Linked DNA regions of Homo sapiens: region 1 is linked to region 2. A link is a loop called in an ENCODE intact Hi-C map of the cell type or tissue named here. Cell type or tissue: body of pancreas. All regions are shown on one strand. Links, peaks and the distances in the headings refer to the core of each region. The heading gives the core; the rest is flanking DNA. Region 1 overlaps VOPP1 (VOPP1 WW domain binding protein). Region 2 overlaps LANCL2 (LanC like glutathione S-transferase 2).

Evidence for each region. Peaks named below come from ENCODE experiments on the same cell type or tissue, not always from the same donor. Only the 100,000 strongest peaks of a DNase experiment are listed, where the experiment ranks them.
Region 1: it touches region 2 in a loop (3-fold over the local background); 5 of 110 quality-filtered maps call a loop at or near these places.

The regions. Positions count from the first base shown.
Region 1 is chr7:55,480,516-55,488,573 of GRCh38, forward strand. The region is part of intron 4 of VOPP1 (VOPP1 WW domain binding protein); the gene reads right to left. Among named protein-coding and RNA genes, the nearest start is that of VOPP1, 88 kb to the right of the region's middle. RefSeq lists an enhancer at 7,834-8,058. In body of pancreas, for the core only: no CTCF peak of the experiment used is centred there; no DNase peak of the experiment used is centred there.
Region 2 is chr7:55,428,202-55,430,896 of GRCh38, forward strand. LANCL2 (LanC like glutathione S-transferase 2) reads left to right here. Exons shown (of 9, transcript NM_018697.4): 8 at 174-246. Among named protein-coding and RNA genes, the nearest start is that of LANCL2, 64 kb to the left of the region's middle. RefSeq lists an enhancer at 1-291. In body of pancreas, for the core only: a CTCF peak has its summit at 1,728; a DNase peak (open chromatin) is centred at 1,820; H3K27ac peaks cover 335 bases.

The DNA.
Region 1 (8,058 bases), core at 3,190-5,689, 55 kb after region 2:
ACTTAGATTTATAATTATATTTTTCTGATTTTTACAATTAATTTGTATTTCATTTATAATTTCTCCCATCTCTACTTCCCAGGCTTAATTTTACCCACTCTTTATATATTTCTGTGACTTTATTAATTTCTGAGCCTCTTTTGAGGAGAGCTCAGTTCATTTGCTTTTTCATAAACTTTTAACAGAATAAAGCTATGAATCTATTAATACCTCTAAAAATTGGCTGAACATGTACTGCATATGCTGTTGCATTCCTTTCACTGATGCCTATGTCCATTTGTGTGTTCAACAAAGACTGAATTCTCACTGAGTGCCAGCACTGTTCTGGGCACTGAGGATGTAACAATGACAAAAACTGAAAATCTCAGTTCTCACGTTACTTGCAGTTTAGAGAGACAATGAGCAAGGTAAGAAAAATAGGTTAGTTGGTGATAAGTGCTAAAGATGAAAATAAAGCAGGAAAATTGAAAAATGAAAAGCCAACAGGGGAGGGGGAAGGGCAGTGCCATTCTTCCTTGTGTCTGCAGGCCTCATGAGGAGGTGAAGGACCTCAAGGAAATGGAACTGTTGGGCAGAAGGGGCAGGCAGCAGGTACTGGAGGAGCGTGCCGTGTACCTGGGCGTGTCCATGGAGAAAGAGACTTTTAGGCAGAGGAATGGCTGTCTGGAGGGTCTCAGGACAAGTCACAGGCCAGTGAGTGGCAGCAGGGGAGTGAGCCAGGAGGGGCCACAGGAGAGGCCAGAGCCCGCTGGGCAGCCAGGAGGGGTGCTGAGAGAAGAGAGGGCCTCCTTGGCCTCTCAAAGTGCTTCTGTGGCACAGTGGGCCCATGAGAGTGTTGGGAGCACAAGCCCTGGCTCCTGCTGTGACTCTGGCTGCCTTGCTGGAAGCAAGAGGCAGCAAGAGAACCACCAGGGAGGCTCTCATCAGAGTCTGAATAAAGGGTGGTAGCAGCCAGGGTGGTGTCGAGAGAAAAGGCCAACTGGCCTCAAGGCTCCTGGCTGGAGCCCTGGAAGAACAGAGGTGGGGCCTGGAAAGAGGGCGGAGGAAAGAACCAGCACTGCAGGGTCCTCCACTCCCACCTTTTTGACTCAATACATCATTTATGGGACTAGTCTTTTATTTCCAAGTGGGTGCAGAGCATGCATTTGTTCATTTACAGACATCTACAAACTGCAGGTGTCCTACTGGGAGTAGTAACTACTGCCCCTCAGTGAGTGCTGACTCTCCGGCCCTGTGCTCAGCAGGGGACACGAAGGAAGTACTCTTAGGATCCCAGCTTCAGGGGCTTGAGGCTCAGAGAACTGAGCAACTTTCCGAAAATCGCCACAGAAGCACGAAGTTTGAAACAAAGCCCCTAGTATCCGGAGGTATGCAGCTTCTACTTCTACAAACGTATTCGGACACCTTTGTAGTACAAAATCTAAGCGCTTCTTTCAAATGTTCCATTTATTTTTACATTTTGATCAGATTAATAGCAATGCATTGACACTCCTACAGTTTCCATCACTCTGTCATATTTTTACATTTTTGTTTTACATACTTTGAAAATTAAGACATGACTATTGTATCTTCACCTTTTATAAAAGGTGATTTTTATCAGTATTAAAAGGACTTCCTTTTCATATGCATATATTAGTAAATCTATGGAATATTTCTCAAAGAACACGCAAAAAAAAACTGATAAGCGGGAGGAAGGGAATTGGACTGCAGACTGTATATTTCTTCTTCCACTGTATAACGCTGTACATTTCCTCTTGAGGTACATACATTATCCATTACAAAAAAGAACCTCCTGCTACTGCCTTTTGGGGAAGAGAGGAAGAAGGGAGGTATTTTTTTTTTTTTTTTTTGAGACGGAGTCTCACTCTTTCCCTCAGGCTGGAGTGCAGTGGCGCTATCTAGGCTCACTGCAAGCTCTGCCTCCCGAGTAGCTGGGACTACAGGCACCCACCACCACACCTGGCTAATTTTTTTTTTTTTTTTTTTTTTGTATTTTTAGTAGAGATGGGGATTCACCGTGTTAGTCAGGGAGGTAGGGCGGTCTCGATCTCCTGACCTCATGATCCGCCTGCCTCAGCCTCCCAAAGTGCTGGGATTACAGGCGTGAGCCACCGCGTCCGGCCAAGAGGAGGAAGGGAGTTAAAAACATGTGGGTATTAGGCACCCAGCCTTCAGGCCGACCTGTTAGGGTTTACAGAGACCATACACTTGAAACACAGCTGAGATGCATGTGAACATTGCTTTAAGACATTGGGGCCCTAATGTCCCACAAGAAAAGGCACAGACAAACTTAGTGAGCAAGATTAAGTAGAAAATGAAACCCCCACACTAAGTTTTCACTTTTTCTTTCCTAGCTGTATAAATCAGAAGCTGAGTGAAGACAACGGTTTTGCTTGCTGCTGCTGATTTTTTAAAAACAAAAGCAAAAATAACTGTGTTAATAAAGAGAATTCCAGTGCATTACACAGAGCAGATCCTCAAGCATCTGCCAGAAATTAGAGTAAAAGCAGTCATGTTATTCCAAGAGACGAGCACTAACTTTCACTCCGGCTCTGCAGAGTTCACAGGTGCTCACGCTATTCTTAATGCTGAACTTGTATGACTGTGGCCAGCACAGCCCATCCTTCAATGCTTGTGTCTTCATCAAACCTGTAGCGCTTCTCAGTGCAGGGGGCATCCTGCATCACCTATTTCATCATTCACCTTGCTGAAATACAGACCCTGACTCAGCGGCTCTGGGTGGCGCTGGGGTGAGGGAGAGCCTGCATTTCTAACAGGCTCCAGGGACCATGCATGTCTTCAGGCTGTAATTTGACCAGCAGGTGCGAGGCAGTTGATAAGTGTCTATGGATCCTGATAACATGTTATGATTATCATCCCTCATTACAGAGGGGGAATCTGAGTCATGAAGGGTAGGTCCTTCCCTTCACTCAACCCTTCAGTAAGTTCCATGAACTCTGGGCCCAGGAAGGACCCCATCCCTGCTCTGTCCTCACCATCCCAATGCCCCACCCTGGCCAAATAGGGCAGTGCCTCTTACAGCTCTCTCTCGGGTTCCTTTGCTTAGGTTTATGATTCTCTCCAAAAGCTCTCCTATGTGGCTCTCAAGTCACCTTTGACCCCGCCCCTTCTTTGCTAATCCCTCCTGGTGAATTCTGTTACTTTCCCATGTCATGCTCTTTAGCCTCTCTCATTAAAGCAGAATATACTTGGATGTTGATTTTAACACAACATGTTGGTCCTTTTTTCTTTTTTCTTTTTTTTGAGATGGAATTTCGCTCTTGTTGCCTTGGAGGGCAACAGTGCGATCAGATCATTGCAACCTCCGCCTCCTGGGTTCAAGCAATTCTCCTGTCTCAGCCTCCCGAGTAGCTGGGATTACAGGCACATGCCACCATGCCTGGCTAATTTTTGTATTTTTAGTAGAGACAGGGTTTCATCATATCGGTCAGGCTGGTCTCAAACTCCTGACCTCAGGTGATCCACCTGCCTCAGCCTCCCCAAAGTGCTGGGATTACCGGCGAGAGCCACCGCACCCAGCCATCTTTTTCTTCTTACAGAGGAGTGTTAACACATTCCTCTTCACTGCCATAATATAGACTGTGGATGATCTTCCTCTGCCATGTTTTGTTTTTGTTTCCTTGCTGTTTCTTATCTAGTCTGTTTCCCTGACCTCCCCCAACTTTTTAACTTTTATTACTATCTTTGAAAGTGGTTTAGAATGTGGACATGTTGCTTTAGATTTCAAGAGGAGCTACTGTAGAGACATCCCAGGAACTGTCAAACACATCAGACTTGACTTTGTGGAGATTCATCCTCGTGAGCCTCCTTCCACCCCCTTGCCAGTCTTTCTTCACTGAACCTAGAGAAGCACAGGTGCTTTCCTTTATGATCTCATCACGCACTTCTCCAACCTACAGTCGCTGGGGGGTGGGGGTGAGCAGCAGTGCAGGCTGGAGCTGCTGAGGACAGCACCATGTCCTCAGTGGAGTGGTCTCTGTGCCAGCCAGCTGGGTGTGGAGTAAGGAGATTATTCGCACGGGGTGAGCTTGGGATGGGTGCCCTTGAGAATCCCATCCAGCCTTGAGATTCTTTTGACATTTTTTCTTTGAAGTAATATAATGAACATGTAGCAAAGCTAATTAACAAAAAAGAGAGAGAAAAGGCATCCCAGAAATAGAATGGAGAGAGAAATAACTACAAAGACAATGGTTACTGTAAAAGACGTTTAGAATACTGTGAACAAGTATGCGTTCATACTCCCTCAGAGTCTCCCAAAGCAACCCACCCTACTGACACACCGACTTCTGGCCTCTAGAACTGGGGGAAGACACGTTCTTGCTGTTTTAAGCCACCAGTCTGTGTAGTACTTTGTGAGGGCAGCCCCGGGACATGAATCCAGTACGCACCTTCTCCTGCTGTCAACAGCACAAGCCCACGTCAGCCCACAGCATGCAAGACAGTCTCAGCACAACAAAACCAGCACTGCTCCCAGAAACATAATTACTGGAAACATTTTAAAACTGTGCAGGGCTTCTTTTTGTTTGTTTTTTTAGGATTAGCCCTGGGATTCTGTGACCCTGTAATTTTTTTCTCCCCTTTTTGCCTAAGTTAGATCAAAGGTAATTAATAACAAATCCCCATGGCCACATGCCCAATTAAGCTCCTGGCTTTGTTTTCAGTAATCATCATCACGTGCGCAGGTCTCACCTAAGCAGCCAGCCCACCTCCCCACCCACCAGCTTCTCCTCCACAGGGAACCAAGGCTGAAAATACTGATACTCAACAAACAGCAGACACAAAAACACCATTTCACATCCTTCAAAAGTATTTTCCCAAGTCATTAGAAGTCTTCTAAAAAGAAGAGAAAACATGACACAGAACTGAAAGTCGATTTAAGGTTGAGAAGGTAAAAGGCAGATAGAATGGAAATGCATGTCATATTTTTGCTGAATTTCCACAGGCAATCTGAATGTGTATGATAAAAGGGACTTCCAAATTCAGCCTTTCACTTTGGGTGGTGCAGCACCCACGTTTTTCTATGAGAGGAGGTCGGAAGTCACTGTCGCCCTGTCCTCATCCCAGAGCTGCAGGCCGGGGACAGCTGCCTCATAACCCCGGCTGTCCTGTGGCTGCACTGTGACGCCACACAGGGCCCACACAGGGCGCCCGCACACGGGACGTGCACACAGTACATTCACAGAGCACTTAGTGACAGACGGCAGGTTGGACGTGTTAGGCACAGGGACCTCACGTGGGGCTGCAGACCTCATTGCAACAAGGGACCTCCAGTCTTGTTTGGCCCACATTTTCCCTCATCCGCCCCTCGGAAGGGCCGGACGCAGCCATTTCAAATATTAATACATTTAGGGAGAAAAGTGCAATGGTAGACTCGGGAGACAAGGGATCTGAAGGAGGCTCTGCTTCCCACGGGGAGAGGAATGCAGCCAGCGAGGCGGGCGGGGGACCTGTCAGACCCAGAGCTTGCGTGAGCAAATGTGAGGGAGACCCTTGGTACGTGCAGTGTGTCCCTCCAGATGCAGGCACCCATGAGTGGACCACGACGGGCCAGAGGCTCCGGCTCCACCTCAGCCCCATCACTGGCGAAGCAGAGGACAGTGGGCAAGGGACTTAAATCTGCTGTAAGTTTCTGTTCCCACTGATCAAAGATCATAGATGTGCAAGCTTTGTTGTGAGTAATGTAACAACAGGAATTGCCTACCAACAGGGCAGGCTGTAAAAAATTCTTCTTGAAATACAGTCTGTGCAAAGTGTGTTATCTGTCATAATTTATAGTGGCTAAGGACATTAAATGCTTTCACATGGATAAAAAAACAGCTGCTGCTTTTGTATGGCAGAACATTCTAGATGTATCCACTTTATGCAAACTGGGCTGTGCAAACCATAATAGCAAGGCAGAGGTCACAGGGAGGGGAGGGGCAGCACGGGGGCTGGAAAGAGAAGTGCCGCGTAAGAATAACGGAGACAGAGACAGAATGTCAGATGCACAGAGCTGGAGGACTTTGTGGAAACACATTCCTGCTGGTGAGGAGGCCCGCCATATTGGGAGGCCATCTCAATTCCTGGGCGTCACCAAGTAAGACAGTTCCCACACCCACACCCCCTCACCCTGACCCTGATCAACCAGTTTCCTTCTGCCATCAGGGATGAACAGGTAAGGAATATTCTGGTAGCCATGAGAATGTATGAATAGATTGGCATTGGTGATTTGTAAACAAAAAAGTATTTCCAGTTAATTTCTTTCAGCAAAACCATAAACTCAAAAATCTCTATCCTGAAGGCAGCTGCCCAGGGCAGCACAGGGCAGGCAATGAGTGTGAGACCCCACAATGCAACAGACCCTTACAAACCCCCCAAGGCCACACACCCTGGGTCCATCTGCCCTGCTGTTTCTTCAGGAAAAAACCCAGAATGGAAATGCTGGAGCCCCAGGGGCTGGAGACCGGGGAGAGGTGGCCTGTAAGGCTGTCCCATCACCATCCCCGCACGTCAGAAGCACCGTCACGTTGGAAAAGAATGACGCTTATTCCACCAGTTCTGAAGCCAGATGTCCTCACAACCGAAGCAGCCCTGTTTGTGCTTGGGCTATGACTTGAGGGTAATTAAACTGTCAAAACACCCTCCCTACTATTTCCATTTTCTTGCAGTTGGTGTCATTTAGTCACTGCAGGCTGACAGACTTATTACAGGATTGAGACATGAGAATGAACAGTCAGAAACCTATAAATGAACTCACCACAAATGGCTGCTGGAAAGGAAGAAAACTATCTGTCGATGGGAAAACTCCATCCACTTCAGTCACATTAAAGGAAATCATTTTTAAAGAAAACTTGAATCACATTAACACCACAGATTTCACTGACTGTCCTCCGCAATCTCTCTCTATGTATCTGTGGAATTCCATAGTTGAACTCATGACCATTTTTTAGAGGCAGGGTCAAGCTATGTTGCCCAGGCTGGAGGACAGTGGCTATTCACAGGCTTAATCACAGTACACTACAGTCTTGAGCTCTTGGCCTCAAACCATCCTCTCACTTCAGCATTCTGACTGGCTGGGACTACAGGTGTATGTCACTGGGCCTGGCTAGCCTCATGACCATTTCACAAAAAACACTATCCAATGCTCTCTTCCCTAACTGCACCTTGATGGTCTTGCCGTACCAGCAAATTGTCTTGATCTTGACTATGAACTTTAATGGCCACATAATATTCCACAAAGAAGATGGACCATAATTCAATCATCGTTTTCTTTGGAGCTCCCTTAACCACCCCCTTGCCACATTCAATCACAGGGGCACCACACTCAGCTGAGGCCACCTCCTGCCAGCCAGCCAGCCAGCCCTTCCTTCCCCCAGGCCTACAGTGCTGCCTCAGCCTAGGCTTTTACATTTTCTCCACCGTTCTACAGTTCCTAAAGAGCAGGGAGGATTCTCACCCACACCCTCCACCTGTGTGAACACAGTGGCTGGAGCTAGTTAGCTCATGTTTTCAGAGTGAGTGAATAAATGAATGAAGACAATTTTTTCCTCTCTACCCAGGAAAACATATTGGTGGGACCCTGCCAGCATCCTGATGGGGAAGGATTTGGGGTTGGGCATTTAGGGAGCTCTTTCTGCTGCTGCTGCATCTTGGCTGACACTATATGCATAGATTACACAGAATGAGGAGTGCTTTTCTGCACACCGTTTCATTTTGCAGTTAAGGTGCTGAGGTTTAGAAGGGACCGTGGCCTACCCTGGGTCTCACAGACCTCAGGCCTCTTAACTCCCTGACCAGGGCCTCTTCCTCAAACCACAGCTACTCCACACTCCTCCCACTTTCCAGCCTCTGCACAACCCGGCCAGGCCCTGAGCCCTTCGGCCAGCAGCTGCAGCCTTTGGGTCCTGGTTCCTGGGCTGGCCTGGAGCCCCACCTCTGAACCTCAGCCTCCTGCTGACTTTGCCAGCCCCTTTCCACCACGTTCAGAGTTCTGCCCCAACCCACACCAACCCCCAGGACCACAATGCTGCCAATTTCCTCCCCTCCCCGACCAGAAGC
Region 2 (2,695 bases), core at 196-2,695:
CTTGCTGGGCCTCACCCCTGGAAGAGGGGGTGCAGTAGCCCATGGAGCCCACGCTGAATGCCCTACAGCTGGGGGTCCACTTCCCTGATGCCTGTGAAGACATTGCATTCTCATTTATTGCCTTTTCACCAGGTAGAAACTCCAGTCTTAAAAAGAAATCCCTTTCTTTTCAGTTTGCAGAGTGGTGTCTAGATTACGGAGCACACGGGTGCCGCATTCCTGACAGACCCTATTCGCTCTTTGAAGGTAAGAGTGAGAAAAATGCTATAGATTAAATGTTTGGGTGAAATTGGTTCTCCTGCCCTTGTGGACTGGCACTGTTCATATTTGACCTGGCTCAAGTAATACTTCCAAACTGTAAAATAATCAGCAGAGTAGCTTATTGCTGAAAATTATGTTGAATCTCTTCACCTTACCTATTGTTTTGTGCTCCTGTGAATGTCTTCCAAGTGTTCTTAGGTTTTTTGTGAGGTGTCTATGCAGACAGAACGTAGAAGGCTTGCTGTTAGCAATGGAAGAAATAGTTTACTCCTCTGCATTTCATCTGTAATGTTGCATATTTAATATTGGTGTATTCATGGGAAGCTTGAATAATTACTTAAATATATTTAATATCATATAAAGAAGTATGAATAATTAATATTAGCAATTAGAAATATTAGTAAGTAGAAAAAATAGCAAGAGTGAATATTGAAGAAAGTTCTGAAAAGAGGAGCACTGATAGGCAGGCAGTGAAAGCAACAAGGATTCCAGAGTCCACCACGGGCGCAGGGAAGGGAAGACAGGAGCACAAACAGAAGCCCCACAAACAGGCCCGGATATTCGTTAGATTTGTATGTGGGTATGGGCGTGCTTTCTGTTTGCTAACATTTTGGTAAAGGTTTTTGCATCTCTATTCATGAAGGATATTGGCCTACAGTTTTCCTGTCTTGTGCTGTCTTTCTCTGGTTTTGGTATCAGGGTCATACTGACCTAATAAACCATGTTGAGAAGTATCTTCTTCTCTTCTGTTTTCTGGGACAGACTGTGTTAATTGGTGGAAGAATTGGTATTAGTGTAACTTAAATGTTTGGTAGAATTCTCCAGTACAAACTTCTAGGTCTGGAGATTTATTTTTCTAGACTTTTAAAATAAATTCCGTTTTTAAAATAGTTATAGGGCTGTTCAAGTTATCTATTTCATATTGGGTGAGCTGTCATAGTTTGTAATTTTTGGGAAATTGGTTAATTACGTACATGTGGTGAAATGCAAATATGTAAGCTATTGGTATTCCTTATCATCCTCTGTCTGCATCGTCTGTAGTGGTATGTCCTGTTTTAGTTTTCATACTGGTAATATTTTTAAATCATATTTTAGAAATACGAGCAGAAAACAGAGCATGTGTCACATGTTTTGCAGAAGATGATCTTTTTTAATATTCAGAGAACTCATAAGGAAAAAGTACTTACTAGAATAAAAGTTGTAGTCCTCTATGTCATAAAAATGCAATGCATTTGCATCAGATATAACAGAGTTAATGCCTGAACTCTAAATGGAGTTTATCAACTTGATAATAGCACCTTCAGAGCCCCAGTGGGTCAAAAGCTTTGGATGTACAGCTCCCTAAAGGCGGGAAGTTAATAGGTCACCTCCTTCCCCTGTGCCTCGCCAGTGCCTGGCAGACAGAACTGTGGGGGACTCTCACCAAATTCCCGTCAGGGGACGGAGGGATTATTAAGCCGTGTGCCTAGCAATGCAGGCCATTGTGGCAAACTGGCCGGCTGGAGGAGCCACTGGGAGGGCTCACTGGCACCTGGCACCCCTTCTGGAGGAGCTCACTCCTGCTGGAGTGCACCGCCCAGTGGATCCGCTGCCCACACACCTGAGCAGGAAAGCCAGGCTCATCCCCGCAGGGCCTGCTGTAGGGCCTCCTAGGCTTGTTATGGGTCCCTGTTTACTTCTCATGGGCACTCCTAGGTCAGTGGTTTTCTAATTTTTTAAACAAGTTTCTGGAACCTTTCTTTAAACAAAAACTTACAGAGAAGGCTGGGAACACCCCAGATGACCGTCAGTAGGAAAAATGGGTAAACAATCTGCAGTGTACTGTTCAGCAGTAAGAAGGGGCCAACTATGAACAGGCACAGAACGTGAATGAATTGCAGGAACCCTGACGAAGGAGCCAGATACAAGGGCTGTACACTGTGGCCATGCTCATAAGAGTGCCAGAGCAGGCAGAACTAATCCATGGTGGACCAAGACCAGGCTGCTGGTTACCTCTGGGGGGACCACAGGGATGGGAGGGACTGGAGAGGGGCACTTGGAACTTCCTGGGGTGATGGAAATATTCCAGGTCTTAATCGGGTTTTGTTTGCACATGTATATGCATTTTACAAACCTCAGAGAAGTACATTTTGGATTTATGTGTTTTATTGTACGTGAATTTTACATCAAAAGAAAAACTGTAAACAAAAACCCTGTAAGGGAGGATTGTTCTGATTTGAGTGGGGACAGGAGACCTGGAGGCCTTGGTGGGCTACTAGCACCTTCTCCACCCCACACCCTTCCTAAGCTGCTGTGAGTCTAGTTGAAAACCCACTGCTCAATTACTGCAATGATTTGGGGTGGGGATTTTGACCAAATTGAGGTTTGTTAAAAATAACATTCTTCAAATATCAAGAAGATATAAAATGCAACTTTGAGCATATACAGGCTCTGA